Linked DNA regions of Mus musculus: region 2 is linked to region 1. Evidence: chromatin loops called from intact Hi-C (ENCODE). Cell type or tissue: heart. All regions are shown on one strand. Links, peaks and the distances in the headings refer to the core of each region. The heading gives the core; the rest is flanking DNA.

What was found. Hi-C counts contacts between places; a loop is a spot of excess contacts. Peaks named below come from ENCODE experiments on the same cell type or tissue, not always from the same donor. Only the 100,000 strongest peaks of a DNase experiment are listed, where the experiment ranks them.
Region 2: it touches region 1 in a loop (5-fold over the local background); 5 of 42 quality-filtered maps call a loop at or near these places.

What each region holds. Positions count from the first base shown.
Region 1 is chr5:69,842,746-69,848,137 of GRCm38, forward strand. No RefSeq gene overlaps it. Among named protein-coding and RNA genes, the nearest start is that of Gm26044, 93 kb to the left of the region's middle. In heart, for the core only: a CTCF peak has its summit at 2,277; no DNase peak of the experiment used is centred there.
Region 2 is chr5:69,614,861-69,620,252 of GRCm38, forward strand. No RefSeq gene overlaps it. Among named protein-coding and RNA genes, the nearest start is that of Gnpda2, 25 kb to the left of the region's middle. In heart, for the core only: no CTCF peak of the experiment used is centred there; no DNase peak of the experiment used is centred there.

The sequences.
Region 1 (5,392 bases), core at 174-5,173:
TTTTTTTTTCAAAATGTGATACAATTCAGATAAACTATTCATATTTCTGAAAAGTGTAATTCAACATTTTCAGTGTACTTATAATGCTGCCTGTCCATTGCCACTCTCCAACTCTATAACATTTCTTAATACAATACCACTAACAGCCACTCACCGCTCCCTGCTCCCCACTGCTTCTAATAACCACTTATGTATTTTTGTCCCAATGAGTTCATTTATTTCAGACATTTAAAAAAAATGGAGACATAGAACATGTAGCTTTGTGTATCTAGTTTCCTTCACTCAACCTACCATTTTAAAAATTCATTCATGCCTTATCCTTTATGGGGACTATATAATACTTTGCAGAAGATACACAGTTTTGTTGATCCATTTACCAGTTGGTGGTCATCTGGGCTGTTTCCACCTTCTGACAATTATGAATAACATTTCTGTGAGTATTCATGTGGTCATGTTAGTTGTGCATGTTCTTTCAGTTAAAATAGTAGCATTACTGAGGTATATGGTAATCTCCGAGTGATTTCATATTAGAGGCAGCATGATATAAAGATCACACAATTTTCCTACATTTTTTAATCATTGGTTTTGCTTAGAAGGCATAATGAAAATTCTGTGTTCCACTTTTAACTTTAGAAATAACAACAGTCTCTTCTTATGTTTAGTGTTTTCACAAATGTTTTCCATTGGAACTATCTAATGGATGTCGAATTAGTCATGCAGACATTAACAATGCACTATATATAAAACACTTTTTGAAACTGTTGATATAGCTAATTACTACTTTAAATTATTTAAACTGGTAGGTGTATTAAGAAATACTTTCCTAATAAGTATTGAAACAGCTTATGTAAATTAGAATGAAGATACTTAAGTCCTGTATTAGTTAATGTGAGTAGATTGTACTTTCAGATTTGAATTCAGATGTCCTTGGAAGATAATGCTTTTAAACAATGTTCCCACTTGTACTCTGAAAAAAATCTTCTGGAGGGAATTTAGGGTAAAGAGATAGAGTTTGACTTTGGAATACAAGAGTTGGCAACTCCCCCAAATCTCCCAGGCCCAATAACTTCAATTTATCTCATTACAGACAGGAGATTCAAGATAGCATTTGAAGCATTATTCAAAATTTTCTGTAATAATCACATCTAGTTACTGCTCTGTAAAGGCAGAATCAAATTATGCCCTCACCTTGGCCACAGAGTATTTCATTCCTTTGTGTCATTTTGCCACAGCTTTGAATTTCTTTTATTTTCTTTTGGTGGAAATAGATTTTTCCCTTCATATAATATATCCTGATTACAGTTTTTTTTCCTCTACTCCTCCCAGGTATTGGCCACCTTCCTCCCATCTGGATTCACTTTCTTTCCTTCATTTAGAAAATAAACAGGCAGCTAAGGGAAGATAAATGAAATTAAATAAAATAAACAATAAAATATTGGAACTGGGTAAAACAAATTAACAGAAGGAGAAGATCCCAGGAGAAGGCATAAAAAAGAGATTCCTACTTATTTTCACACTCAGGAATTCTTAAATGGAAACAGAAGCCATAACATGTACTCAGAGAACACGGTACAGTCCTGTGTCGGCCTTGAGCGTGATTCCCCAGTCTGTGTGAGGTCCCATAAACTTTGATTATGGTGATTTAGAGGAACATGTCTTCTTGGTGTTCTCCTGCTCCTCTGATCCTTACATTCTTCCTGCCTCCTCTTATGTGGAGTTCCCTGAGTCCTTGGGGAGACTTTTTATGGAGACATCCCATTTACTATTGTGTGTTCCAAGGAGTCTCATACTCTGCATGTTGTCTGGCTGTGGATGCCTTTATTTGTTTTCATTTGATACAATAGGAAGCTGTTTTGATGGTTGCTGAAAAGATACTGGTCTTTGAGTATAGCGGTATGTCATCAGGAGCCATTTAAAAAAAAAAAGTAGTATTAGGTTTTATTGGAGGACCCTGACTATGGAATCTAAGGTTCTAGGTCACCCAGGGAGTGCCAGGGGTGGGTTCCATCACAAGGGGGTGGGCTTTCAGTCAAATAAGATATTGGTTGGTCACTCCCAATTGCTGGAGCATGATCTTGCAGGAAGGACACAATTATAGATTAAAGGGTTTTTAGGTGGCTTGATGCTTATGTTTTTCTTTTTGTAGCATGACAAGTAACTTCTTGTAGCATAGAAACTAGAACATAGGTGTGAAGGCTCTATGTATGCCCCAGCTTGACTTCTCCATGTTTGATGAGTAATGTAGGCATCCTCAGCAGTGGGGCCATGCTGCCCCTTTGTGGAGAGTATTAACAACAGCCTGGGTCTTTCTGGAATTACCATGGCATCCTTTGGGCCTACAGTTTAATTAGATATACAATAATCTCAGTATTGCAAGCTTTATTTGGTGACAAAGATGGCTTGTTGGGCTTGGTATTTTGCATTATTTGGTGATTTTATTTATATTGCCTTCGTATATGTATGTATTTTAGGAAGTTTCTCTTGTATTTTGTTTTCATACCACCACTTAAATGTTCTTTGATTTTAGCTATCTCTCTCTGTATTCCTCCCACATCCTCCTCTCCTCTCTTCTTCCCTTTCCATGTTGATCCCTTTTCTGACATTCCAGTCTCTTCCACTAACCTTAACCTATAGGTATCTATTCTACTCCCCTTTCCTAATGAGCTCTATCTATACCCCTCAGTTCCTTACACTATACCTAGTATCTGTGGTTCTACAGATTATAGCTTGGCTCCCATTTGCTTAACATCTAATACGCACATACAAGTAAATATATGTCATATTTATCTGTCTGAGTTTGGGTTACCACACTGGATAATTTTTTTCTAGCTTCACCAATTTCCCTGAAAATTTCATGATGCCATGTTTTAATGGCTAAGTAGTACTGTGTTAAATGTGCATTTTCTTTATTCATTACTCTGTTGAAGTACATCTAGGTGATTTCCAATTCCTGACTATTGTGAATAGAGCAGCAACAAATGTTGCTGAACAAATGTCTTTGTGGTAGGATGAAATATCTTTAGGGTATATGCCTAAGGGTAGTACAGCTAATATTGATGGAAATGGAAGGCCATCGTTCTGAGGAACCACCAAAGTGATTGATTTCCTTAGTGCCTGTACAAGTTCACACTCTCACCAGCAATGGCTAAGTGTTCTTGTTCTACACCCTTACCAACACAGGTTGTCATGTGTATTGTTGATCTTGGTCATCCTCACAGGTATAAGATGAGGTCTCAAATGATTTTGATTTGCATTTCCCAAATGGCTAAAGACATTAAATATTTATTTAAGTTTTTGCCAGCCATTTGTATTTTCTCTTTTGAGAATTCTCTATATCTGTCCCTATATTAATGGAGTGGTTTTCTTGATATCTATTTTTTAGTTATTTATATATTTTTGATATTATCCCACTATTGGATAGGTAAATAGTAAAAATCTTCTTTCATTCTGTAGGCTGCTGCTTTGTCTAAATAATGGTGTCTTCTTTTGTTATACCAAAGCTTTTCAGCTTCATGATGTCTCAAGGAGTGCTTATTTTAGTGTCTATACTATTGGTGTTCTGTTCAGAAAGTTATCTCATGTGCCAAGGAGTTCAAAGCTATTCCCAACTTTCTCTTCTATTGGATTCATTGTATCTGATTTCATCTTGGTTTATGTATTTGTTTTCTTCTACACTAAGACATCCTGTTTGACTATCACTGCTTGTTAAAGTTATCTTTTTCTACTATGTTTTTCTGGCTACTTTCTGAAAAAAAAATGTGAGTATAGGTAGGTGGACTTAGGTCTGTATTATTAGTTTTACTCCATAAATCAGGACGTCTGTTTTTATACCAATAGAACATGGTTTTTATTGTTGTAAACATATAGTACAACTTTAAATCAGGTATGATGACATCTCAAGCAATTCTTTTATTGCTCAGCATTGTTGTAGCATTCTTGGGTTTTGTTTGTTTGGTGGGTGTGCATTGTATCAGTAGATTTCATTTTGGTAGGATAGACATATCTATTATGAAAATTCTACCAATCCATTAGCCTGGAAATCTTTCCATCTTCTGATAACTTTTTTGATTTTTTTCTTTAAAGACTTGAAGTTATTGCCATACAAGGCTTTCATTTTCGTGGTTAGAGTTACAAAAAGATTTTTAAAACATATTATTTGAAGCTACTGTGAAAGTTGCAGTTTCCATATATTTTTGTTTGTTTGTTTTTGTTTGTTTGTTTTTTTATCCCCTGCTTCTTGGTCCATTTGTCACTTTTATATAGGATGGGTACTGATTTTTTGAGTTTATTTCTATCCAGCTACTTTACTAAAAGTCTTTATTAGCTGTAGGAGTTTCCCAGTGGATGTTTTAGGGTCACATGTATACTATCATATCTGCAAATAAATACACTCTTAATTCTTTCTCTCTAATTTGTATCTATTTCATCTCCAGTTTTCTTGCTGTTCTAGTTGAGACTTCTAGTACTATATAGAATAGGTGTGGTGAGAGCCATGTTCCTGATTTTAGTGGAATTGCATTGAGTTTCTCTACATTAAGTTGACTGAATTTGGGCTTGCTATAAACTGATTTTATTATATTGAGATAGATTTCTTGTATTCTCCAATCTCTCCATGATTTTAACCATATTTGTAGAGTTAGTTAATACTTGTTTGGTGCTACTATGGTACCTATACTAGATCTGAGTAAAAGGTGTCTAAAGATGTGTTCTATAATGTATCAATTTTGCATTCTTTCTTCTTTGGGACAGATGAAAATGTCATCTCCTGGTAGATGCAGGGAATGAATCCACTTAGATGCATGGATTGTCAAATTTTTAATGAAGTAAAATAGAAGATATTAAACAAGAAAGATAGATTTTACTACTTTAAAGTTTCCATAATGTAGGAGATAGAGATCTATAAATTCGAAGTATGGGCACATCTAGAAGATACAACTGCAATCAAATCAAAATATGATAGGCCCACAGAAAGAATTTGGAAGCCTCATGCTAGGATTTCTGATACTTATTGAGTCTTCTTGGAACTTTTATTCATATTCACATACCCTTCTACAGACATCATCTCACACACATTTTTCAACATAAATTCTGCTGTAAAATTTATGCTACCCAAGCTTTTTTGGGAGAACTCCATTTGGAGTTGATAAGATATGATTGATTAATTTATTACTTGTGTAACAACATTATTCGTGAACTTTTTTATTTTTGTTTCTAGTAACCACTAATCCATCCTATAATCATACTTGGCCATAAACCCAAGATTCAGTCTTAAATCCACCTGTGCCTTCCACCAAATGTGACAAAACACAGGAAATTATGTGAATATTTTCTCGAATTTTATTTAAATCAACATAGAAGCACTCTTCTATGTAACTACAAATGATCTAGAAAG
Region 2 (5,392 bases), core at 276-5,275, 230 kb before region 1:
ATTTCCAATGCTATTCCAAAGATCCCCCATACCCTCCCCCACCACTCCCCTACCCACCCACTCCCACTTTTTGGCCCTGGCATTCCCCTGTACTGGGGCATATAAAGTTTGCAAATCCAATGGGCCTCTCTTTCCAGTGATGGCCGACTAGGCCATCTTTTGATACATATGCAGCTAGAGACAAGAGCTCCAGGGTTCTGGTTAGTTCATAGTTCATATTGTTGTTCCACCTATAGGGTTGCAGATCCCTTTAGCTCCTTGGGTGCTTTCTCTAGCTCCTCCATTGGGGGCCCTGTGATCCATCCAATAGCTGACTGTGAGCATCAACTTCTGTGTTTGCTAGGCCCTGGCATAGTCTCACAAGAGACAGCTATATCTGGGTCCTTTCAGCAAAATCTTGCAAGTGTATGCAATGGTGTCAGCGTTTGGAGGCTGATTATGGGATACAAAAAATGTGGTACATATACACAATGGAGTACTAACTACTCAGCTATTAAAAAGAATGAATTTATGAAATTCCTAGGCAAATGGTTGGACCTGGATGGCATCATCCTGAGTGAGGTAACCCAATCACAAAAGAACTCAAATGATATGTACTCACTGATAAGTGAATATTAACCCAGAAACTTAGAATACCCAAGATATAAGATACAATTTATGAAACTCAAGAAGAATGAAGACCAAAGTGTGGACACTTTGCCCCTTCTTAGAATTGGGAACAAAACACCCATGGAAGGAGTTACAGAGACAAAGTTTGGAGCAGAGACAAAAGGATGGGCCATCTAGAGACTGCCATATCCAGGGATCTATCCCATAATCAGCCTCCAAATGCTGGCCATTTCTTCTAACCTTCTGGCTCCTTCTTATTCTCTAGCTCCTTCTGTCTTCAGCTGTGTCTCTGTTAAATTGTCCCTGTAAAACTGCCTCCTCTCTTCTTTCTTCTCTATCTCTATTTCTGTCTCTGTCTCTGTCTTCCTCCTCCTCCTCCTGCTGCTTCTTCTTCTTCTTCTTCTTCTTCTTCTTCTTCTTCTTCTTCTTCTTCTTCTTCTTCTTCTTCTCTCTCTCTCTCTCTTTCTCTCTCTCTCTCTCTCTCTCTCTCTCTCTCTCTCTCTCTCTGTCTCTTTCCTGCTCTCTTAAGTTGCTTTACTTTTCTGTCTGTTTTCATGAGACATCGGCCTATCTTATTTCTGACTCATTCTGTCAAAACTTTCTCTGATTTGTCACATTGTCTACTCCTCAATTAGATGTCACTTTCAAACATAGATGGCTATTTCTATGAACTAACTTTACCTTGTTTGGTAAAGGGTCTGTCTGTATTCTAGCCAGAGTGATGAAAATTATGTACTCAGTGTTTGTATTCCAGCTGGAGCACACAGACCTAAGCCTTTGGATATGATCACTTGCCAGAGTAGCCATGCTTCTAGATTAAAGTTCCTCTATAGTCCACATTCTTGCCAGTATGTTTTGTCATTTGTTTTATTGAAATTGCCACTCTGACTTTGGTAATTTGAAATCCCAAAGTAATTTTTATTTTTACTTCCCAGATGAGTAAGAAGTTGAACATTTTAAAAACTTTTTCTCAGCCATTTGTGTTTTATCTTTATGGACTCTATGTACCTAATTTTTAATTAAGTTGTTTGTTTTCTTGATATTTAGTAGTATTTTAAATTCTTTATATATTCTATATACTAACCCTATATCAGATGTGTAATTGGTAAAGATCCTTTTCAATTTATTAGGGAGCAGCTTTGTCCAAATGACAATGTCCTTTGCCATTTAAGCGTTTGAGTTTCATGAAATTCCAGTTTTTAACTGTTTATCTTAAGGCCTATGCTTCCCTGTGCCTATAAATTCAAGCCTATTCCTCTACTTTCTCTTCTATTAGATTCAGAGTATCTGGTCTTATGCTGAGTTCTTTGATGCATTCAGAATTGAGGATTGTGCCAATAGATAGACAAGGGCCTGTTTTAATTATTCTACACACTCCTAACTAGTTTGACCAGAAATATTGCTTGAATATGATGTCTTTTCTCCAGTACATAATTTTGACTTCTTTGTCAAAACAAACAAACAACAACAACAACAAAACCCAACCAACCAAACAAAAAACCTGTTGTGTTTAGATGGTGGAATTATGTCAGCATTTTCAATTTGATTCTATTGATCAATATATCTGTTTTAGTGTCAGCAACATGCTGTTTATTATGAAAGCTCTGTAATACTACTTGAAATATGGGATGGCAATAACTCCAGCAGTTATTTCATTATTCAGGATTGTTTTAGATATTCTGTTTTCTTTTCAATTCTGTAGTCTGCTCTTTGAAATAAGTCATCTTTGGACTAAATAAGAATCATTCTTAGATGACTTCTTTTACTTTTACATGTTCAGTATTATTTTGGCACCTTGCAATAAAAGTTATTTAGATGAATCTGATATTAACTCTCATATCTATCATTTTAAAATTAAGTTGTATTATGCAAGGAATAAAACTAAAGCAGAAACTCATAGTTGTAATAATTTAAAACTTTAAATTCAATGTCCAACACTCCCAGACAACTAGAAATTAAGAAGACTGTCTCTTTAAAAATAGGCAAGCCCCAAAACTCCATAAAATTTCTCTCACATTCATGAATAAATCAAACTATGCATGCATAGGCGAATGTCTAATGAGCACATAGGAGCAAATCAGTTTGCACTCTAAAGTGCTAAGCTGCGAAGATTTCCTGCACACCATAATGTTGTCAGAATTGACATTTAAATCTTTCTAATGGGGATACTTAATTGAAAGCTCAGAAGGACTATGACATGGAAATAATGGTAGTATCCTCAGGACTAAACGTTCATCCTAAGATGAAGGCCAAAGTAAGTCCCTGTCTAGAAAATTATAGAATGAAAACCACACAAGTTCAAGACAATTTAACCATTCTTTCCTAGAAGGAGATGCACAGGTCTTGGAAGGTTACTGAAACTTGTTAATGTCAGGAAGCTTGGAAGGTACAAGACTCTTAAGGCTCCTCCTCAAGGTCTTGAAAGATGCAGTGAGTGTACAGCGGCTGAGATGAGTCAGACTGAGAACAGCTTCAGAGATGTACAGAGAACTAGCGGATGCAGACTTCATTGTTTACCACCAATGTTGGAGTGGGCTCTTGCTGAGGCAGTTACCTTTGAGTGACCCATACTTCTGAAAGGAAACTTCCAACAACAGTGTAGAAAACGGCTCAAGTAAATTCACCGGTTCACTAAGCTAGACCTGGGTAGAGGTGTTGGTTAAGTTTCTAACCAGTGTGCTGTCTGGAATGAATGGGCATTTGCTTAAATCCCCCCAGGAAAACACTAACCTGCAAAAGGATGCTATGGCCCATAATTGTACATGATTGACAGTGTGTGAATGTTAACAAAGTACTATCGTTGTGAAATGAATAAAGGAAAACTGGACTCACAGATAAAAGCAAAAGTAGGTAACAGGAAAAAACATGCTTAAGACGACTCGAATGTTAGTATCAAAGACTGAATTTTAAATTGGTGTGTGTGTACGTGTGTGTGTGTGTGTCTATTGTGAAGGATTTAAATTAAATGATGGTGAACATATGAAGAATCTAGGAAAAAACCTATTTTGCTGGGTAGATTTTCATCAATTTGACACAAGCTAGAGCCATTTGGAAATACCATGTTTCCCCAGATCCTTGTGAACAATCCCATCAATTTACATGAAGTTGATTCAAAACCTCAATCAATAGACACATTTTCACATTTTAACCTTACGATTATTAGAGCTCAGTCAACTGCAGGTAAAACTGAGGAACCTAAAATCATAAAGGATGTATGGATTATATATGTGGGTTGTGAAGACTATGACATACATAGATATAAAACCCTTAAATTATAGGTTTGTAGTAGCAAAACAAGCAAAAGGAGGTTGACAGAGTCCTGTATTGGCAAAGCTATAATTTTTCATAAGGTACAAACACTACCTATAAGAAGGATGTCATCAGAATTAACCTTTGCAATTATTCGTCTAAAGCAAATCTGAATAATTACATGCTTAGTGTTAATTATGCTATTTAAGGAAAATAGACCTAATATTCCAATTTAAAAGTGGAGATTGTGCTGCTGGTTTAAAAATAAATAAAAAAGCCAAGTTTCAATGATGTGTTGTTTATACATAATTTGCTTATTGTAAAAATGTGATGTCATGAGGTTAAAGTGTAAGGATAAGAAAATCTACATTATACAACTGATAAGAACTGATAGCTGATGTGAATATATTAAAACAATACAAAATGCATCTCAAGACAACTTCCTCTTAGAAATAGGACCGTGTTTTTGTGTATGATTTCCTGGAGATAAAAGGAAAGATTAACCAAGACGGCATTCAATCATATGCATATGATTAGGTCCATAAAACCATATGCACCTGATAATAGAGTGAGAGCTATATACATCATGAACAAGGACAGAAAATATCCCTACCAGACTGGACTGGGGCAAGCCTGTGGGAGCTGTCTTGACTGATGATTGTTGAGGGAATGCCTACTTCTGGTAGTGACATCTCTAGGAAAGTGGTTCTGGGTCCACCCCAGAATTGCTGATCAACCTATGAGGAGAAAGCCAATAAACGGTTCTTCTCCATGGCCTCGGTTTCAGGTCCTGCTCCCAGGTTTGCCTTGAATTCCTGATCTAATTTCTCATAGCCCGTTGCATCATATGATCAATCTCAAGCATTGGGGGGTGGGGGTAGGGGTTGGTGAATTTTTTTTCTCTTTCTTTTTTTAAATTTTAATTGGTTCTTTGTGCATTTCCCACCATGCACCTCAATCCACTCATCTTGCCCTCTCCTAGTACTCACCCCCAACAGAGGAAAAAAATGTAGTGTAGTATCATAGTGGATCCCACAGTATATCTTTTCTCTGCATTTCTTGCGTGTAAATATTTATTGCAGTGAATTGTCTGTCCCAGGGTCATTTCTATCTAGTGCTCTCAGTTCCAGGAGGCATTCTTCTAGTCTGTAGCTTGCTATTGTTACTATTTAACTGCACACAGGGGCCTATCATAAGATTATTTGAAGCAGTTTTGAATGAACATGATCCTTCCTGGACAATTGCTATTACTATAATTATCTTCTCGAATGTGGCAAAAAAGGATATACAGGAGGACATATCACCTAAATTCACAAGCCACCAGAGGTGGTTTTTGCTAGGAGACTCTCAATAAAATTATATACTTTTCACCTAATCCCTGCCTACTGCATGTTCTTGTGTGTGCATTCTGAGATGTGATTTCCTGCCCACTGCCCCTGCATTCCTCCTTCTGATTCTAGCCCCTGAGGGAATGATTTCTTGGCTATGCTACTGGGTCTCTGTACGCAGCCCTGAGCTAACCTGTAAGCTGAAA